2 separate regions of the Homo sapiens genome follow, and region 2 is linked to region 1. Evidence: chromatin loops called from intact Hi-C (ENCODE). Cell type or tissue: prostate gland. All regions are shown on one strand. Links, peaks and the distances in the headings refer to the core of each region. The heading gives the core; the rest is flanking DNA.

Region 1 (10,745 bases), core at 852-8,851:
TAAGCTACAGCTGTTACCAAGTCACTTTAGATTCCTTATGCCAGTTAACTTGTAGGCAAATAAAAGAGTTATCATACAGACAGGGGTAGCTGGCCCTGATCTTCATGGCATGAGAGGGCTACTGCAAAATAATCATGATGCAGGTAAATATTTGGCACTCAGGTTGATGCATCCTCTCTTGGTATTCTCATACCCAGGTTTAACTGTAAGTCAAAAAGAACAGCAAACACAGTCCAATAAGAGCATGGTAACCCTCAGGACCTCATATTCCTTGGTGAGGGTCTAGCCATTCTACCAGGCAACCCAGAAGGGCCAGCCTAGAATGAAGGGTTCTAGAATGGGTGGTAGAATAGGGAGATGATGAGGATCAGCTATACAATCTTGGGACCAAATGCATAAGTGGGGGCTGTGGTTTGTCCCACTATCCCTCTTTTTATTTATGGCTCCAGGAATTGTGACAGCAGAATTCAGAAGAAACTGTATCTGGATGGAGCAAATTTAATGTGAGAAGCAAGTGGATCTGAGCAATGCAAGGGGTGAATTGTCATAAATGCTGTGGTGCCTGCCCAGATTTGTGTCACGGGGCCATAATATTGTCTCTCAGCTGCTGTAAATGTTGGCTGCTGTAGCACTATGCATTCTTTCACACTTAGCTTTTGTCCACTCATCATTGTTATGGTTATATTCTTTCATATGGTTGTAAGTAGCTGTAATGTAGTTCATTTATTTGTTTTTACTGCTCTATAGCATTCAACTGCATGAATATACCACAATTTGCTCATTCCATGCTTCTATTGATGGATCTTTGAATTGTTTACTGTTTTTGGCTGCTGCAAATAATGTAGCTATGAATATTCTTTTACCTGTCTGAATACACACACATATGTTTTTGTTGGGTTTCTATCTAGGAGTGAAATTATTAGATCAGAGGGTACACAAATGTTCTAGATAACAGATATTGTTGAACAGTTTTCCAAAGTGGTGTGTGTCCTGTTAGGAACTATTTCACAATTCTACAGGTGTGAAGATATTCTCCTATATTATCTTCTGTACTTTTTACTTTTTAACTTTATATCAGTAATCAATTTGGAATTAATTTTTGTGCATGACATGAGGCAGCAGTCAAGTTTACATTTTTTTCCACATGGAAATCAATTAATGTTTGATTTAAAACACTTTTTAAAAGATTTTCCTTTCCCCAATGTTCTCCAGTACGGTATCGTGCAATGTTTTGTTTGTTTGATTTTTTCTCCATAAAAGAGCTTTAGTTCTAAGCAAGTAATTAGACAGTTATTTGGTTGAACCTCTTATGATGTTGGTGTTATTATCCCCATTTTACTATGAGGAAACTGAGGCATATGGAAATTAATTTAGTGAACAGGCTCTTCTGTACAAAGATGCACCTCATAATGCCTTAAACAAGGTAGACATTACTTTATTTATTTATTTTTGTGGGTATTAGGATGGAGGTAGGTGGCCCAGGGCTGCTAGATATGAAAATAAATAAAATTTAAGAGCTATTGGAATCCCCCAAACACTTTCAGCCTTGAGAGAGATATGACTGTGATCTGAGTTAAATATTGTTACCATCTCTGCTCTTAGATTATAGATTAACTCGCTTTCTTATTTTTCTTGTTTAGTTCATTGGCTGGAGAGAATTAAACACCAAATACTTTAAGCCTTGAGAGAGATATGACTGTGATCTGAGTCAAATATGGTTACAATCTCTGTTCTTGTTTTATAGATTAACTTGCTTTCTTATTTTTCTCGTTCGGTTCAATGGCTAGAGAGAATTAAACATCAGGAACAAAACCTCCTGCCTTCTTAATTAATGACTCTTAGATTAATTTCTCCTTTGTTGTCCTGCTTTGCCTAGACCAGATGACAGAAAACCCATGGTTATTACACCCTCTGTAAGAGTGTGTCAAGTGTACCCTTCCCAGAAAGAAACACTGCCTATAAGCAAATTGCTATGTGTGCCAACCTTGTATGAATAAGGTAATTCTGCTAAAATCTCCTCTGTCTCTGCCTATAGAAATGAAATCTTAATTTCCTTACTTTCGAACACTGACTCTATTCCTTTGGAGGTGGTGTTTCTGGGTGGTACATCTTCCCACTTGGGCTTCAAGAAACTCTCTTTAAGTTAGATTTTGATTATTTTAGGTTGACATAGGGAACCTCTGCCATCTTCAGTTGGTGTCCATTTCTGGATCCAGCATGGTTGCTTCAGTTCCCACGCTCGTGTTCTCATTGCACAGGGAAGAAAAGAAGATCACGAAAATGCATGCCCTTTATTTAATGAATGTTACCTGGAAATTGTGCACTTCTACTCATACACTTCTGGCCAAATTCAGTTATACAGCCACACTCACATGCAGAGGAGCCTGGGAAATGGGAGTCTTACTTTAGGTGACTAGTGGTGTCTTTGGGTTCTCTATTACTAAAGAAGAAAAGGAGAGAATGGATACTGGAACTGCTAGCCATAGGCATGTACTTGGTTGCAGCACATCTGAGATTCACATGAAAGTCTATGAACTCCAAGCTGTACTGTACAGCCCTTGGCATCCAGCTGGACCACAACAGTTTGCCCCTTGAAAACCTTCTTGGGATACATTCCTGTCAGAATTTCATTTCTAGATATCTCTCCAGGAATGTAGGGGTATGTGTGTGCGTGTGTGTGTGTGTGTGTGTGTGTGTATCCTTTTATTAGAAAACAAAATTATTTAACTTAATGTATTTCTTTTTCTTGCTGTAGCTATCAGAAACCCTGAGCTAAATTTAAAGACATTGCTCTTGTTAGTGAAAAAGTTTCTAAATCTGTTTTACTCCTTCCTCTAGTGACTTCACTTACCAGGTTTTGTTTCTCTCTTACCTTCTTTTCCAGGCCCTTCCTTCCTTTCTCTCTCTTTCCTTCTCACCCATCTTTGTGTCTCTCTGTCTCTTCTATTCTCAAAAGCTCTGGCGCCCTGTTGTTTCCTCTCCATATCCCCACTGCCCATATTTTGACAAAGAATAAGCCAAGGAGGGGATGGGAATAGGGTGGGGAAGAGGATGAAGACAAGTAGTGAGTCAAAAATGTCCCTCTCACATATTCATTTTTTAAAACTTTTATTATTAGTTTTTATTACACAAGTAATACATGTTCATTGTAGAAAAATTAGAAAACACAGAAAAGCAAAAAGAAAAAATAATCACCCATAATCCCACTACCCATAACTACTATTAACATTTTAGTGTATGTCCTTCTAGCTTTCTTATGCATATATATACATACATAGATATATTTATATATAATTTTCTTTTTTACAAATATTGTGTCATACTATACATACTGTTTTATAACATGTGTTTTTCATTTAATATATATTGTGAACATCATTGTTTATTCCCTGAAAAATTTTACAGACACTACATGCTCATTGTGGAAAATTAGAAGTTACAGATATGCAAAAAGAAAATATAATTGCTCCAAATCTCACCTCCCAGAGATAAATGCTTTTACACTTTGGCAAGTATCCTTTCAGACTCTTTAATGCACACATGCATACATATATTTTTAAAAAGGGATCGTACTATAAATATTCCTCTATAACTTCCTTTTTCATCTAACAATATAGCTTGTACATTTCAATAAATACACATATGGTGCTTATTCTTAACTGGTACACAGTATTCCATTGAAAGGATGTACCATATTTAACCAACCCTATAAAGTAGGCTTATTTACATTTTTCTGCTTATCCAAATAATGCTGCTATAAACATCCTTTCTTGCATATACTTTTTGAATAATGAATAAATACATCTTAGCTCATTTTATTTTCTGACCCATTTAAAGGAGAATTTCCCTAAAGTGGAATTACTAGGCATGCAGGAAAACTATATTACCAAAATATTTTTTCAGAAAGGTGGAATCAATTTACATTCCTGTTGACTCTGTAAGAGGTTTATTTCTGTACTTCCTTTTTGTCCCTGGGAATTTTAATTCTTTATACCGTTTGCCTTTCTGACATATAAAAAGGAATATATCATATTAACTTGCATTTTTTATTACTAGTATATTAAAACACTTTTTCATATTTATTATTAGTAGGTTATTTTAGTTTATTGTGCATTGCCAGTTTGTGTTCTTGGTCCAATTTTCTGTTGGAAAGTTTGATTCTCCTTGAATTATAAAATGTCATTTATTCATTCATTATTCACTCATTCAATAAGTATGTTTTCAGCATTTGCTTTGTGTAGCACTGTGTTAGGTGTTATGGATACAACAATAAGCAAAATAGACATGGTTGCTGCCTTCTTATACTTCCAATTTAATAGGGATAAACAGGCAATTAAACAAGCAATAATGAAAACGTTCAATAAGGAAAGAATGAAATGGAAACACTTGGTTGAGAAGGGGATTGTAGATCATGGAAATGTCCCAAAAGTAGTGATGTTTAAGCTCTTAATATGTATTTGAGATCTATACTTTTTGTAGCATATATTGTTTTCTCAATTTGGTTTGTTATTTTTTACTATATAGGAGTTTAGCATTTTTAATCAGTCAAATTCCATCCATCCTTTCTTTCTGTTTTTTTCCTTTGGTGTCACTCAAAGAAAGGCTTCTTTCACACTAAAATTATATAAATATCCATTCACATTGCCTGCTAGTCTTGTTGTATGTTTATTTATGTGCTTGAATATGTAAATCTTTATTTCATCTGGAATTTATTCTGATAAAAATTATGAGGTATAGGTCTAATATTTCTCTCAAGAAATAGCTAACCAGCTATCCCAATATAAATTAATAATCCAAACTTTTCTGATAGATCTGAAATGTCATTTTTATAATATACCCAATTCTTTTATATTCTTAGGTCTATTATGGTCTATATATTTAATTCTAATAATTTATCCTGAGGCCAATAGTATCACAGCTTTTTCTCATCCTACCTATGGTTACCTGAAAGTTGAGCATTTTGTATTTGGTGACATTCCTAAGACAAAGAAATGATAGACGTTGCCTGGGTATGTGGGTAGGGTGGGAAGTTTGACCGGATGATATGCTTAATCCTTTCAATGTTGACACTTTCAGAGTTTTAAATTCCAGATGGGATCATTGTTAATCTGGTCCATTTGTTTGCTGTTTAAAACAAAGTAGATGCTTTTACATTCTGTCTTTATTTCACCTCACTCTGAAGCTCAGCTTTCAGTAGGTGGCAGTATTGCCAAACACTCAGTATCCCGACTGGTTTCGTAGGAGCACAGAGAAACAAAATGGTCTGGCAATTTTAGAATTTCCCCCAAGAGCTTTAACTCATTAGAGGAGGCATCAGGACTATGCTACTTCTAAAGCTTTCTTTATACCCCTGAATAATGGCATAACCAGAGGTTTGCAGTGAGTCTGCTCCTAGATGCGTGCAAAACATTAGCGGACAGAATTTTTTTTTTCTGGCTTGTTTTTTTTGTTTGTTTTTTTAAGTGACACCTTGGCCTTGTGGGCATTTCTTCACTTATCTTACCCAAAAGTGCCTTTGGGCCCAGCCACTGACTGATTTAAAACCCAGAAATGTGGTTTTAAACAATGTGGTCGTGGTGGAATTCAGGTGATTTTTATTTTCTATTTGGTAGTATTTTTCAGATTTCCCACAAAGAACATGTATTGTCTTTGTAATTTGAAAAAAAAATCAACACAGGATAGTAAAGATATGGTGGGAAAATGGGTGAATGTATGCCACAAAAGTTTACATCATTTTCTGTTTCAAGCCTGTGGGTACATGCGACAAAATGAGTTCAATGTTCTCTTCTTAACCCTAGAGATCAGCTCAGTGTTATTGCTAATCTGAAAGCGAATTACCAGCAGGAAGCCGAGACAGTAGAACTTTATCGCTTGGAACCACACCTGAGAAAATCCTTTGGTAGGTGAGAGGAGAGTGGGGCAGCTCCTAAGGGATGCATTGGCCTGTCTAATGTGAGACGGTGAATTACCTACTGTAACCTTGGGCCAGTGTAGGTTACCAGGGTTTTGAGCACTAAACTTAATTTTAGTATATGCTACTGAAAGAGGATCTTTAGATCTTGGAGTTTATCCACGGGAACTACAAAACTGATCAAAGGCTGGAAAACAGGCACTATGAATAAAAGATACGGTAGCTGAATATATTACCTTAAATATGCAAACTCTGGCTAGGTAATTAGACAAATTCCCATCTCCATGAATAGCTACTATAGCCTTTTCAGACATGGAGGTGAGACCTGAATTTATTAACAGTCTTCAGTTGTACAAAGGACAATTGCACAGAAGGTAAGTGTTACTTTCACACTGAGGCTAAGGTGAGAATGAACACAAGTTAACCAAGCAGAAGTTATTTAGGTCAGGCATTTAGAAGAACGTGCTGAACAAGATTGGGCTTATCAGTTAATAACTTTTGCATGGATTAGTAGGAACTAGATTGAAGCTAGAGTTCAATATAGTTGAAGTATAGGAGAGGGCAGAGGCAGGTGCTGAGAGCTGCCAAACTGGGCTACTTCAAAATTTCAAAAACAATGGATCTTAAATGAAATGACCTTAGTGGGTGAAAATGAATTAGATTCAGGAAAGGATATTAAGCTGAAATCAAGGTTTGCAGACCAGATAAGTCTGGATTGCTTGCTTTTCCAGGGAGTATTTACCCTAAGAGTCTTTAAATAGCCAAATTGTTTTACAAATATTTGATTCAGAAAATTGTGATTTTCTCATATAGCTTTCCACGGCTACTTCTTTTTTTTGAAGCCAGGTATACCTATAACCATGCATTAATTACTGGTTCCTTGGAACACAACTCTAGATTCAAAGAATAAGGCCAAAAACCAGCTGGTATGATCTAAATAGAGACCTGTATAACGTTCTCTTCCAACCCTTTAATTCTTTCACTTTCAATCAAAAGAGCTAGAAGACAATTCCAAGTATAATTTCCACATTGGATATTAGGGTGAACTATAAGAAATTGCCATTTTGTAGGTCAAAACAGTCACATATAGGAAATTTCATATAATTCAACCTAATACAATAATTATTACAGTAGTTCATCTTCACTAAAGCAAAAGGCCTTAATATATTTAGTTTTTAGGTAAAAATATTGGTATACATATAAATGCCTGTGCACATAAGTATTGGTAAAGAACAGGGTTGGGACTAAAGATGTGTCTTGGATAAACCACTTATCGGCATCTAGCTCATCCTTCTATTGTACTGGACACTGGTGCCTCCTGTCTGACTTGAAGGTTTTTCAGACTATGGAAAACAAGAAAAAAAGTGCAAAGACTTGATCTCTCAACCCATGGGAAATTCTGTCTGGGAAATGGGCCAAAGGAAGAACAGGAGACGGTATAACAAAATTTGTACCATGTTACAAGTTTAGTGAAGGAAGATCACAACAAAGCTGTGAGCAGAAAAACAAAGCATGTGGCTTCCTCCTTTCTAAAATATAGTATTGCTTAATGTGTCCTGCTTTCAAGAGTCTAAGCATAAGACAAGACACCAAGTACACGTTGGAAAAATCTTATCTGCATAGTCATCTAAAATGAGACAAGCTTAGCTTAACTAAAAAACTTTATTAACAATGTAAAATGTTAAATATTTTTATAATCTGAGCTAATTCCAGCATGCCCTATAAGATTTAACACTATGCTGATGTGCAGACACCATGCTTCAGATTTCAATTAGAACAAAATGTAATAATATTTGATTTTACATTTGAGGGCAATTGTATATGTTACTACACCATTTCCTAACTGGATTACTTCATTCTCCAAGAAGCTGAAAAAGACATCATTGGATCAAAAAGAAATTAGTTGCCCATATGCATTTGTACGAAGGTATTAGGATTATTGTGTATTTACAAAATTTTAGTACTTTTCATATGTGGTTTTTGTTGCTTTATAAATTAAGATACTTTTATGTTGAAGCTCTTAGATTCTGACAGAATGGAAGACTAAATGTAAATGAGTGCAGAGAAAGCAATAGGTGAGGTGGTATATGTTTGCTTATAATATTATTTCTAATGATATTGATAGATTGGATTTTTGAACACAGTTTTTCAGTTTTAAATAGATTTCTATGTTTAAAGACTTCTTTCATATACGATAAATTTTAACATGAGATCAGCAAGAGCTATAGATATACTATTATATGTGAAATATTTTTCCTCTGTATAATACATTTAAAAAACCTTTAAATAATTTAAAAATCATAATTCTTGCATCTGTCATGGCGTGGTTTGGAGCAGACATGCACAATGTCAGCTTTAAAATTCCCTTTTAAAAACAGCCTGGTTTTTGAATCTGTTCTTTTTTTTCTTGACGGCAGCTGCTTTCAAGTGTAAAATCATTTAAAAGGGCAGGGGGAGGCAGATAAAAGTAATAAGGAAGCATAGAAAACATAGTCAAAAACCAATAACTGTGTGGTTCAGCTGTCTGGAGGTCCTCGGGTTTTGTGATTTTTTTTCAGATGTTCTCAGTGGGTTTCCAGGAGGAGCCACCTAGCTTGAGATGAGACAACACAGCCCAAAGAACCTTCTCTTCCGTCTTCTCACCAGGGGGTAGGGAGTTAGATTCAGAAGGCTGCTGTCATCTGTGATGGGACATAATGTGCACATAAGTGAGGTATAGACACAACAACCTGCTTTTTAGGAAGTGGCTTTAAAAATCCACCATCCTCCTAATCAGGATTTCTCAACCTCAGCACTGTTGGCATTTTGGACCAGATGATTCTTGGTTGTGGGGTACTGTCCTGAGCACTGTGGAATGTTTAGTAGCATCCCTCAATTCATCAGATGCCAGTAGCACTGTATGACAATTTGTGGCAACCAAGTATATCCCCAGCTATGACCAAATGTTCCCTGGGGTGGGAGGCAAAAGAGTTCAAGGCTGAGAACCACTGCTTAAAATTGAATTGAAACTGCTTAGAGGCAATCTTTCAGTTGGGAAACGTATATACCTTATTTGAAAGAACCCATGCTTATGAGTAAGGTTGGCTTCTTTTCTAAACCTGCCTCTGCTATTTGCCAGTTCTGTGACTTTGAACATGTAACTGAAGCTTGCTAAGCTGTCTGTAAAATAGAGTTTAATAAAACTTAGCCCAGGTGAGGATTACATGAAATAATCTATGAAAAACATTTAGCTATGGTGAGTAGCTTACTGTCTAGCATAGAGGAAGCGTTTAGTTAAAATAGCTATTATTAACTATTTTCCTTTACATTGGATCATTATCACACCTTCATTCATTGACTTCATGTCTCTTCATGTTTCAACTATTTCCTATTGAGTCTTTCCCCAGCACTTTCTATAGATTTCTGTACACAAGGGCATTCATAGAAGACTGCCAGCTGTTGAATTAATAAGTTTTGGTTTGAAATTTTTAGGATGATGACAGGTAGAGGTAGAAATAAACCAGTAAATCTAATCTGGTTTAAAGAGTTGGGTTATTTAAAAAAGTGCAAAGCAAAAGAGAAGGTGGGTAGAAATATCCTGTTGAAGCAGAACTTGTCAATGTGGGTCCCAGAGGCAAAGGACTATGAGGGGATAATCTAGAATTTTCCAACTGGGGCAGTGTTATGACATGGTCAGACTGGAGCTAAGGGCAACAAGATGGTTGGCATTGGTGACTGTTACGTACCTAAGCTCCGCCAAGACTAGTTGCACTTTCCTTCCAGAGTGGGGCTAAGGAGTTCCCTCCTTTCCCTGTCCTAACCTTAAAGGGGATGGAAGCTTGGCAAAGGGCACAGAAGCAGAAGTTAGATGAAGAGATAGCTAAAGTGAAGAATGTGCCCCACCTCAATCGAACTGATTCGTAGAAGAGGGCTTGTTTTTCCTGATTACTGAGCCTAGATGCTGTAAACCAAAAATAAAATTGTAAACCCCCCAACCACCTGAATGGCCCCCTCCTCTCAGCCAACTGCATTCCAAAGTTAACTTGAAAAGCTAGTTCAGGCCATGTTGGGAAGAGGCAGTTGAACATTCTTCATTATATCCTCCTCCCTTTTGGAATTTAGACAAAGCTGACTGGAGTTAACATCAACACAGAGACCTTAAGACTGATAAAACAGACTCCTTCCGTCCGATAAGAAGCATTTATAATCTATTTTTGCTGAAGTCTGCTACCTGGAGGCTTCATCTACATGATAAAACCTTGGTCTCCATAACCCCCTATCATAATAACCCAGACATTTCTTTCTGTTGCTTCCCGGTCTTTAGATAATAACTCAAGCAACTGCCAATCAGAAAATCTTTGAATCTGCCTATGACTTAGAAGCCCCGCTTCCAGTTGTCCCGCTTTTCCAGACCAAACCGATATACATCTTATGTGTATCGATTAATGTCTTATGTCTTCCTACACGTATAAAACCAAGTTGTAGCCTGACCACCTTGGGCACATGTTCTCAGGACCTCCTGAGGCTGTGTCATGGGCATGTACTTAATCTTGGCAAAATAAATTTCTACATTGACTGAGATGTGTCTCAGATACTTTTTGGTTTACAATGCTCAGGAAACTGTTGAGAGCAAAAATAGATTCTGGCTTTCCAGTCCTCTTACATAAAGTGTCATCTAAGTGCCTGGGCTTCTCCTCCCCTTCCCAAAGGCTCTAATGTGTCATACTTATTTGTAAATTAGTATCACCCACCAAGGTTGACAGTGTTCCTTGGAATGTTGCACTATGTTATATATTTAGATAGAGCTAGAGTAGCAAGTCCAAGCCAGAGAAGAAAACAGGTGCCTCCGCTGGGC
Region 2 (10,745 bases), core at 1,224-9,223, 540 kb after region 1:
AATGATACAACTGTTTGGGGAAAATGTCTCACAATTTGATATGATACCAGATAAACACCTAAACTATGGCATAATAATTCTAATCCTAGTTCAAAAGAAATGAAATCATATGTCCAAAAAAGGATTTGTATCAGAGTATTGGCAGCAGTTTTATTCATAATAGCTAAAAACTGGAAATAACACAAATGTTCAATTGGAAAATGGGAAAATAAATTGTGGTGTATTCATAAAACAGTTTACTATTGATATATGCTCTAACATGGGTGAATCTTAAAAATATCAATTCATCTCTACTAAAAAATACAAAAATTAGCCGGGCATGGTGGTGTGCGCCTGTAGTCCCAGCTACTCGGGAGGCTGAGGCAGAGGAATCACTTGAACCCGGGAGGCGGAGGTTGCAGTGAGCCGAGATTGCGCCACTGCACTCCAGTCTGGGCAACAGAGTGAGACTCTTATCTCAAAAAAAAAAAAAAAAAAAAAAAAAAAATTCAGGCAAAAGAAGGCAGACAAAAAACAGTTCAAACTGTATCATTTCATTTACATGTACTTCTCTAACAGTAAACTAAAGTCCAGTGATAGAAATTAGAAAGATGGTTATCACTGGAGATGGTGATTCAGGGACGAGGCACGAAGTGATTTTTGGGATGATGAATTGTTTTATTCTATATCTTGTATTTGTCCAAACTCATTTTTCTGTGTGTACATCATATGTCAAATTTTAAAAAATGAAAGAAATTGAAGTAACAATAGAAATTGTTATTGTTATTATTTTTGAGACAGGGTCTCACTGTTGCCTAGGCTGGAGCGCACTGGTGCTATCATGGCTCATGGCAGACTCAACTTCCTGGGCTCCAGTGATCTTCCCACCTCAGGCTCCTTGGTAGCTGGGACTACAAGGTCATACTACCATGCCTGGCTAGTTTTTGTTTTTTTGGTAGAGATGGGGTTTTGCCATGTTGCCCAGGTTGGTTTCAAACTCTTGAGCTCAAGCGATCTGCCCACCTCAGCCTCGCAAAGTTCTGAGATTACAGGTGTGAGCCACTGCATCTGAGCATAAAATTATTTTGTAAGAGTAATGTGGGGCCGGGCACGGTGGCTCACGCCTGTAATCCCAGCACTTTGGGAGGCCAAGGCGGGCGGATCACAAGGTCAGAAATTCGAAACCAGCCTGGCCAATATGATGAAACCTGGTCTCTATTAAAAATACAAAAATTAGCTGGGAGTGGTGGCGCTCGAGCCTATAGTCCCAGCTACTCCGGAGGCTTGAGGTAGAAGAATCCCTTGAAGCCGGGAGGCGGAGGTTGCAGTGAGCCGAGGTCACGTCACTGCACTCCAGCCTGGGCGACAGAGCAAGACTACATCTCAAAAAAAAAAAAAAAAAAAAAAAAAGAAGAAAAAAACAACCAAACAAAAACAAAAAAAAAAAGAGTGTTTGTGGGAATTAAATGAACTAAAACATGTATATGTAAAACGCTCACAATAGTCCCTGACAAATAACATGTAACATGTAAGCTTTAGAAATTTCTTTTTTTTTTTTTTTTTTAGACGGAGTTTTGCTCTGTCGCCCAGGCTGGGGTGCAGTGGCGCGGTCTAGGCTCACTGCAAGCTCCGCCTCCCGGGTTCACGCCATTCTTCGGCCTTAGCCTCCCAAGTAGCTGGAACTGCAGGCGCCCGCCACTGCGCCCGGCTAATTTTTTTTTGTATTTTTAGTAGAGACGGGGGTTTCACCTTGTTAGCCAGGATGGTCTCTATCTCCTGACCTCGTGATCCGCCCGCCTCGGCCTCCCAAAGTGCTGGGATTACAGGCGTGAGCCAACTCGCCCGGCCAGAAATTACTATTATAATTTATGTTTTCCTTTCTAATGCTCCATTCATTTACTGTACTACTATGTGGTCCTGCACAAATATTCAAACCACAAGATCTATTTCAGAATGTTAGAAATAATGCCTCACATTGCATAACATGAAACTTTTCCGGGCATTATTCAGTTCTGATGTTAAAAAGGCACTGCAGCTGTTTCTACTCATGGAAACCTCTCCACACTCTGTAATTTCTCCATCGGTGGTTTCCCGACCAGCTGACTTCTAAATGGTTGCAAGTTTTCCTTTCCGTTCAATTATCTAGTATTTAAGATACAAGTAGTTAATCCCTCGATCAAATGATGTAGAATTAGACTACTCTGATTGTTACCTCCCCTCAAGGGATTATAAACTTCCACGGAATATAACATTTAAAGCACATTTAAACAGAACATAAGGTGGTTTAGAAAATGATTTTGTGGTAATATCCTCAAAATCCATAGTCCAAAGCACTCATCTGATGAAATTGAGGCAAAGAAATAATCTTTTGCCTGAATTCTGTAGGAACTTGCTTTATCTATACGGTGCGTAAGTGCGAATGCTTCAGCTAAATCGTAGGGTGAAAATACCAGGGAACTGCCTTCTTCAGGTGACAAATAGAAGCCAAACATTGTAGTTTTGGTGAGATTGAATATAAGGGGTAATTTATCTTTTAAAAGGAATTTCGTTTTTTACCCTTCTGGTTTGGAAAGAAAACATTCATTGACAGATGCCAAAGAGTGAAATGTAAATGGTAAAATCACAGGCTTTAAGATAACTTGTTTTAAACCTGTCTTTGACACTGAGAGTCAGCATGAACTTAACATCATTACTCAGGTCTTAACGGTTTTCATAGAGGCTTCAAAGTAGGAAACAGTATCTCCTGTACAAAGTGTGGGTACAATTTCTGAGACAGGGCTTACAATGTAGACAGTAGCTCAGAATAAAGATCACAGGAGACTAAAAGACCAAAATAACTTCTTAGATAAGAAAAAAAATAAAGCCATATTCAAACACTGATTTGCTTTGATATATTAATTCTACCTTCTTTGAAAACTAGATGTAATAAAATATGCCCCGGTTGGCTGGCAGCAGCCTCATTACCCCAATTTCACGTAATTGCTATGTTTGATCAAGCAAGGCTGAACAACGGCTGGCCCAGATATTAGTCTGTGCTCCCATTTCAGATAGAGAAGTTTGCAGGGTGCACAAGCAATGTTTTTCTCCACTGCCTGTAATATGGACATTCCATACTCTGTGTATGGTCAAAGAACTTTTAATGTTAGACACCATATCAGATAAGCCATGCTATGAAAGGCTGTCAAGAGACAAAGTTAGCAAGGTTTTCAACTGCTGTACCTTTTAGCGCTTGGCATTGCTCTTCTTATAAAAACAGTATTTAGTTTAAAAACTTATTTTTATTTTATTTTATTTTTTAAAATTTGAGACAGAGTTTTACACTGTCAGCCAGGCTGGAGCGCAGTAGCACGATCTCCACTCACTGCAACCTCCGCCTCCTGGTTCAAGCAATTCTCCTGCCTCAGCCTCCTGAGTAGCTGGGATTACAGGCACCTGCCACCATGCCCGGCTAATTTTTTTTGTATTTTCAGTAGAGACAGGGTTTTACTATGTTGGCCAGGCTGGCCTTGAACTCCTGACCTCAAGATCCGCCTGCCTCGGCCTCCCAAAAAAAAACTTATTTCTTAATAGACCCCAATGGTTGAATGAAATCCTCTGTCTTTTTACTTTTCCTAGGATTACATTTTCTGTGCAATCTCCTAATGAGAAGGCCTGAGGTCTATAAGATGAGAAAGAGCCAATTCTTAAGAAAATCAGGTTTAGAAGTATTAAACAGGAGATGATTATTGTGCCCTTAAAATAAAGGGGGACAGTAGAAAGTTAATCCATAAAATAAATTTGATTTTACAAAATGTATGTGTACATGTTTATATTCACTAAAAAGTCTTAGTTTTTTTTTTTTGTCTTTAGAATGCTTTTGCTGGTAGTTGCCTTTTCATACACAAAATAATTTCAGGCAATAATTTACTAGGCCTATTTATCATTAAATTAGGGTAGTTCCAGAAATCCTTCCCTCAAAATGTTACACAAAATTGGCACATTCAAAATATTACTTGTAAACCCAGAAACTGATTTCAGAAAAATATCAATCTATAAGCCCCTAAACACCCACCCATCCAACCAATCAACAAACCAATGAAATTATGTTTATAAATCAGCCCGTCAAACTCTTAGACAGCCAAGTGCAATTATATTTAACATGAAATTATATAGGAACTATTAGGCAAGGCAACAAACAACTAACAAAACAAAATTAAACAAAAAATCCCTCCTAAACATCCCTGTAGAAGTTTGTTGTTATAGATGCCATACATCTATGAACAATTCTAATCCCACAGATTGGAAACACCAGAATTTACCTTAAAAAATATATATATGTGTGTGTGTGTATATATATATATATTTGATAAGATATATATATTTGATAAGATATATATTTAATAAAATATTTATATTGATATATATATATTTGAGACAGGGTCTTGCTCTGTCGCCCAGGCTGGAGTGCAGTGGCATGATCTTGGCTCACTGCAACATCCACCTCCTGGGTTCAAGCAATTATCCTGCCTCAGCCTCCTGAATAGCTGGGATTTCAGGCATGCATCACCATGCTCAGCTAATTTTTTGTATTTTTAGTAGAGACAGGGTCTCACTATGTTGGCCAGGCTGGTCTCGAACTCCTGGCCTCAAGTGATCTGCCCGCCTCAGCTTCCCAAAGTGCTGGGATTACAGGCGTGAGCCACCAAGCCCAGCCAATACATATTTTATTTTAAAACTAATCTCTGGAAGTACAGTGTGTTTGGGGGTAACTGATTGCATTTGTATCCTCTTAATTTATACATATATTATTAATTATAAAAATGATGTAACCACATTTCCAAAATTTGAGATGAGGGAAACCAAAACACACTAATAATTGTTTCACTCAACTCAATCACTGTATCACATATTTCAAAGAAAAGGAAACCTCTTTTCTTAGGGATAGTGAGGAAGGTCATATTTCCTGGAGCGTACTTGGAGGTATGCTTAGGAGGTACCACCATTGCTGATCTGTTAACATCTCATTCCTGTATGTTGGTGATGACAACAAGTCACTGTTGTGATTGCCGTCCTCTTTTGTAATATCCCCACCTGCTGGTACTTTAGGAGATTGCCCCCAAAAGCCTTTGAAAGCAGGAAACACCATATCAGGTTTATTATTGTTGTTGTTATTGTTATTATTATTATTTTGAGACAGGGTCTTACTCTGTCACCCAGGGTCACTGCAGCCTTGACCTCCTGGGCTCAAGCAGTCCTCCCATCTCAGCCTCCTAAGTATGTGGGACCATAGGCACACACCACCAAGCTCAGCTATATATATATATATATATATATATATATATATATATATATATATATATATATTTTTTTTTTTTTTTTTGTAGAGATGAGATCTATGTTGCCAAGGCAGTTCTCACACTCCTGGGCTCAAGAGATCCTCCTACTTAGGCCTCTCAAACAGCTGGGATTATAGGCGTGAGCCACTGCACCTGGCATGTGTTTTTATTATTAGTTTGAATTGTAGACTATTCCTACTTGATTTCGGATAACACACACCAGACATTTATAGAACCTGATAGCCTTCATTTCATTTTAGGCACTGTTTAGTATCTTATAACCTTCCCTGTACAATTTGGAGACCTGCTTCTGTCACTTTTGGGTGTGGAACATTTTGTCTTTTTTCCTTCCTTGGAATTCAAATTCTTTGAAAGGAAAGTATATACTTCAAAAAATATACTTAATACATAACCTTGACTGACTCATTGGTCCATACAATAATATTTTTACAACATAAAGGAAGCACATATTTAAAAGACAAAAAATTAACAGATGTTGGCAAGGATGCAGAGAAAAGGGAATGCTTACACACTGTTGGTGGGAATGTCAACTAGTACAACCTCTATGGAAAACAGTAGGGGGGTTTCTCAAAGAACTAAAAATAGAACTAGCATTCTATCTAGCAATCCCACTACTGGGTATCTACCTAAAGGAAAAGAAACCATTATATCAAAAAGATACCTGTACTTGTATGTTTATTGCAGCACTATTCATAATAGCAAAGATATGCAATCAACTTGAGTGTCCATCAATGGATGATTGAATTTAAAATGTGGCAGATATCAACAATGGAATACTATTCAGTCATAAAAAAAGAATAAAATCATATCTTTTGCAGCAACGTACATGGAACTGGAGGCCATTATATTAAGTGAAACAACTCAGACACCGAAAGTTAAATACCACGTGTTCTCACTTATAAGTGGGAGCTAAATAATGTGTATACATGGACATAGACTGTGGAATAATACACATTGGACATGAAGGGAGGAAGGGTGGGAGGGGCCTGAGAGATGAGAAATTACTTAATGGCTACAATATGAATTATTCAGGTGATGGTTACACTAAAAGCCCAGACTTTACCCCATGTAATATATCCACGTAACAAAATGGCACCTGTACTCCTTAAATTTATAAAAATACAATAACATGAAATGCAAAAAAGTATAAAGGAAGTACTAAAATTTCAATGCAACATGATAACTGATATACCTCTTTAGAGATAAACATTTGCTATCATTTCTCTGTAACTTGGTTTCCCCCCATGTAAAGGGAGCCACCAAACTTGATCTACCAGCAATCTACAAACTTACTTAGCCTCTTGCAATCAGAACCTAGCTGCTTTTCCTCTTTGCTAAAACTGAAGCTTCTGTTTCTTGGTTTCCCCTCCTTTTCACTATTCAGCCCACAACAATCTGATTTCTATTCCTACTACTCCATTAAAACTGCTCTTGCTAGGGTGACTAGCCAACATTTTCTTGCTAAATCCAATAAACATGCTCAATTCTTATTTAATGGACCTTTTGAAAACAATCTATACTGTGGACCATTCACTTTTTCCTGGAACATTGTGTCTCCAGTTTTCAAGTGCAATATCTTTCTGGGTTTCCTCTTTTCTCTCCGGCACTCTCTTCTTCATGTCTTTTAAGTCTCCTTCTCTGCCAGATGTTCGATTGTTTTTCAGGGATGTCTGACCTCATCCTCCAGCCCTCATACTTTATACATCTTTCCTGGAAATGGCTTCAGTATTCATCCTGATGCCCTAGCCAAAAAGCTGACCTTCATCCTTCCCTTTTCCACACTCTCCCATTCAATTATCAAACCAATTCTATTTTCCAACCCTATTTTCATCTACTCAGTATTTTCTGTCCTTGCTGTTACTTCCTAGTTCCAGCACCAACCTTTTTTGCCTGGATTACTTTTCTCAGGTTTGTTCCCTCTGCCACCCTCAGGATAAAGTCTAAAATCTTTAACACAGTTTACAAAGTTGCAATTAATTTTCAGCCTTAACTCACTATGTCTTCCAGCACACTCTGTGTTCTCACCACTGTGAAATGACATTCCTGTAGTGGGCTATGCACTGTAACCTCTAGTAGCTAAACTATCATTTAGTAGTTGCACATGTTGACCCCTGCACTTAGAATACACTTCCCTTCAATGCGTCCCCATTCACTTGCTTGTCTCTATTTTTTTTTTTTTTTTTTGAGTTTCAGCCTAGATGTTACTTTCTTTAGAGGAAATCTTCCCTAAAAATTTTCACTTCAACCCTCTGCTGTGGCCATTCTCCCATCTCCTACTATTCTTATCCCTGCCATAGCACTGTGTTCTCCACTAGGTTGTAAGCATCCTAAATCAATGAATCTATCTTGTTTATTCTTATATCCTAAGCCTCAATCACAGTGCCTAGCAGTAGAGGGAGGGTACACATTAAATAGTTCTATCCAGTTAAGCTAAACTAGAATACAGTCTTTAAGATAATTTTAAATAGTAACATTATATGATGCTGAACTTATAGAATCATTGTTTTGGGAATATGTTTCTTGAAGATCTTTTCTTTTTCTTATATGAGCTGAAAATGAAGTTAGAACTGTCTTATATAGAGTTTCTAATAAGAATTTTCAAAGCAAGCCACTGAGAATCTTTGTTTCTAGAAACAACTTATATTCCTTGAATGTAAAGAAAATCCATTGATTATGCTTCTCATATGCATTGAAATATGCTGGTAGTTAAGAAACAGATTTACCCATTGTATTCATTTCTTAGGGCTACCATAACAATACCACAAACCAGGTGGCTTAAAATAACAGAAATTTATTCTTTCACAATTCTGGATGCTGGACATTCAAAATCAAGGTGTCAGCAGGGTTAATTTTTCCTGAGGGTTCTAAGAGGGAGAATCTATGTTCCATGGCTTCTGGTGATGGCTAGCAATCCTTGGTGTTGCTTGACTCATAGGAACACCAGTTGACATCATTCCAGTCTCTGCCTCCATCTCCACATGCCATTCTTTCAGTTTTCCTTTCTTTCTTTACACGGCTATCTTCCAATAAAGGCACTAGTGATATTGGATTAGGGGCCCACCCTTCTCCAATATGACCTCATCTTAATTATGCTTGCAATGACCCAATTTCTAAATAAAGACACATGCTGAGGTACTGCGGGTTAGGACTTCAACATATATTTTTGGAGGGACATAATTCAACCTGTAAAACCAATTTTAGGGTACAAATGTTGGGTGAAAAAAATCTGTTTAGCTCTTTCTGTAGGAAAAACTAAAATTATTATTTGACAAAACTTCATTACTTTGGTGACATGGGCAGTCAAACCACAATTAATTTTTAAATCCCAAAAGTAATACATGTCCATTGAAGAAAGTAAGGGGCCAAAGATGAATACACAAAATAACTTTTCTGCCTTGTATCCTATCTCTAGCTCCACTCCTTTGAAATCTTTGCTGTAAACAATATGATTTGTGTCCTTCCCCATCATTCATCATGTCTGGACAAATACACCAAACACATATACAATTGTGGGATGAGTTTCCTTCCTTTTTTTAAACCATAATGGGAATAGTTTATATATCTTACTCTGAAACCTGACTTTTTTTTCAATCTCATGCACTTTTTAGCTGTTGCATGATAATTTATAATATGGAGGTAATGACATTTATTTTACAATGTGCCTGTTAACATTCACATTGTTTTCAGTTTTTGCCACTATGAGCAACCTTGGAATTTCTATGTGTTATCTTCTAACATATTCTTCTATACTGATGTTTTAACTGTTAGAGGTTTTCAAAAGTGAGCATGCTTGCTCAAAGAGTATATATATATATATATGTATAGTTTTAATAGGTTTTTCTATATTGCTTCCCAAAAAGAAAATACATGGCTCTTTAGCCCCATGAGCTATATTGAGAATGTCTGCTGCCTCACCAACATGAAATGATTTTGCATACTTTAATCAAGACTAATCTGCAGGGTAGAAAATACATCTCATTTATTTACCTTTCATCTCCCTGACATCTAGTTTTCAGCTGATGTTTCCTTCTACATGTATTTATTGGCCATTTGAATTTCTTCTTACATGAGTTGTCTGTTTTTAATTCCTTGCTTATTTTTATATGTTGTTGTTTGTGATTTTCTTAAAATTTTGCAGGAGCTTTGGATACTTTAGAAATACTAACCCTGTGTTTCTCACATGTGTTATTTTTTTCAAATCTATTGATCATCTTTAGAGTTTGTCTATGGCCTCTTTTTCCATATAGATTTTCCATTTTCATGGATTCAAATTGTGTAATGCTTACATATCCTTTTCTGCTTAGGAAGCATTTCCCACTCTAAAATTATTTATTTTCTAAATTTTCTTCATGTTTATTTTTTGCATTTAAATTTCAAATCTATTAGTAATTTATTTTTATATGTTATGTAAAATGGGTGTTTAACTTTGTTTTCCTCCAGAGCGGCCAATTATGCCAGCACCATTTATGTATTAAACAAAACATCTTTCCCCTCTAAGCTGACATATAATATCTAATTTGATTCCCATATATACTTGTATCTATTTCAAGACTGCTACTCTGTTCTACCCAGCTATTTCTCTGTTGCTATGCTAATACTGTGCTATATTTATTACAGTAGAATGGCAGACTTCAAGTTGCCTAGCCAATGTCTTGTATTCCTTTCTTCCTTACCAACAGAACCTTAATTTTGCCTGGGGTAGCAGTGAGGCCAGCTATAATAGAAAATTACATTTTTTTCCCTTGCTTTCAGATATGTATGGCCAAGTGACTCAGATCTAGTCAGTGAAATGCAAATAGAATTGTTGGGTGGGACTTTTACAGATTTCTTTTAAAGTGGGGACAGATAGCTGAGGGAGGTGCCTTTTGTCCTGTACTCCCATCAGGATGTCACAGAGCTACCATATTGGCTTTGTATCATCTACTCTGCAAATCTCCTAGATGAGAGAGCAGATCTATCTCTAAATCAACACTCAAATTGGCTAACACAATCACTAAGAGATATATGTGATATTGTGCTAAAAACCATATCCAGTAATCTCTTGGTCAGTTGTTTGTTTAATCAGGCTGTCTGACCTCCCAGCCTGTCATGGCTGCTGGGAACACAGCTTCCAAGCTTTCCCTGGGGTCCCCTTGGCCAAGAGAGGATCTGTTCACTTGGTTGGGGATGTAGGATCTTGTTTTTTATTTCTTACTTATATGAATTGATTATTTCAACTCTGGTCTCAGTGCTTTAGCTTAAAACTTCTAAAACCACATTAAAAAATAATGGCAATAAGGTTGTTTCTGATTTATTCTTGATTTTAACATTTTGTTTTTAGTGTAATGTTGGCTCTTGTTTTTTTGGTAAATATATAATTTTTTAAACTTCTTGATTTTTTACCAAATACCCAGACTTCAAGGAGATAAAACTTCTCTTTTGGAGGAGCAA

The links. A loop is a pair of places that touch in the nucleus more often than their neighbours do. Peaks named below come from ENCODE experiments on the same cell type or tissue, not always from the same donor. Only the 100,000 strongest peaks of a DNase experiment are listed, where the experiment ranks them.
Region 2: it touches region 1 in a loop (4-fold over the local background); 29 of 110 quality-filtered maps call a loop at or near these places.

What each region holds. Positions count from the first base shown.
Region 1 is chr5:64,607,008-64,617,752 of GRCh38, reverse strand. It overlaps RGS7BP (regulator of G protein signaling 7 binding protein), which reads right to left. Exons shown (of 6, transcript NM_001029875.3): 6 at 5,434-8,592. The coding sequence ends at 8,501. Among named protein-coding and RNA genes, the nearest start is that of SHISAL2B, 78 kb to the left of the region's middle. In prostate gland, for the core only: a CTCF peak has its summit at 5,188 (motif pointing right); a DNase peak (open chromatin) is centred at 5,212.
Region 2 is chr5:64,069,029-64,079,773 of GRCh38, reverse strand. No RefSeq gene overlaps it. Among named protein-coding and RNA genes, the nearest start is that of RNF180, 91 kb to the left of the region's middle. In prostate gland, for the core only: a CTCF peak has its summit at 5,046 (motif pointing left); no DNase peak of the experiment used is centred there.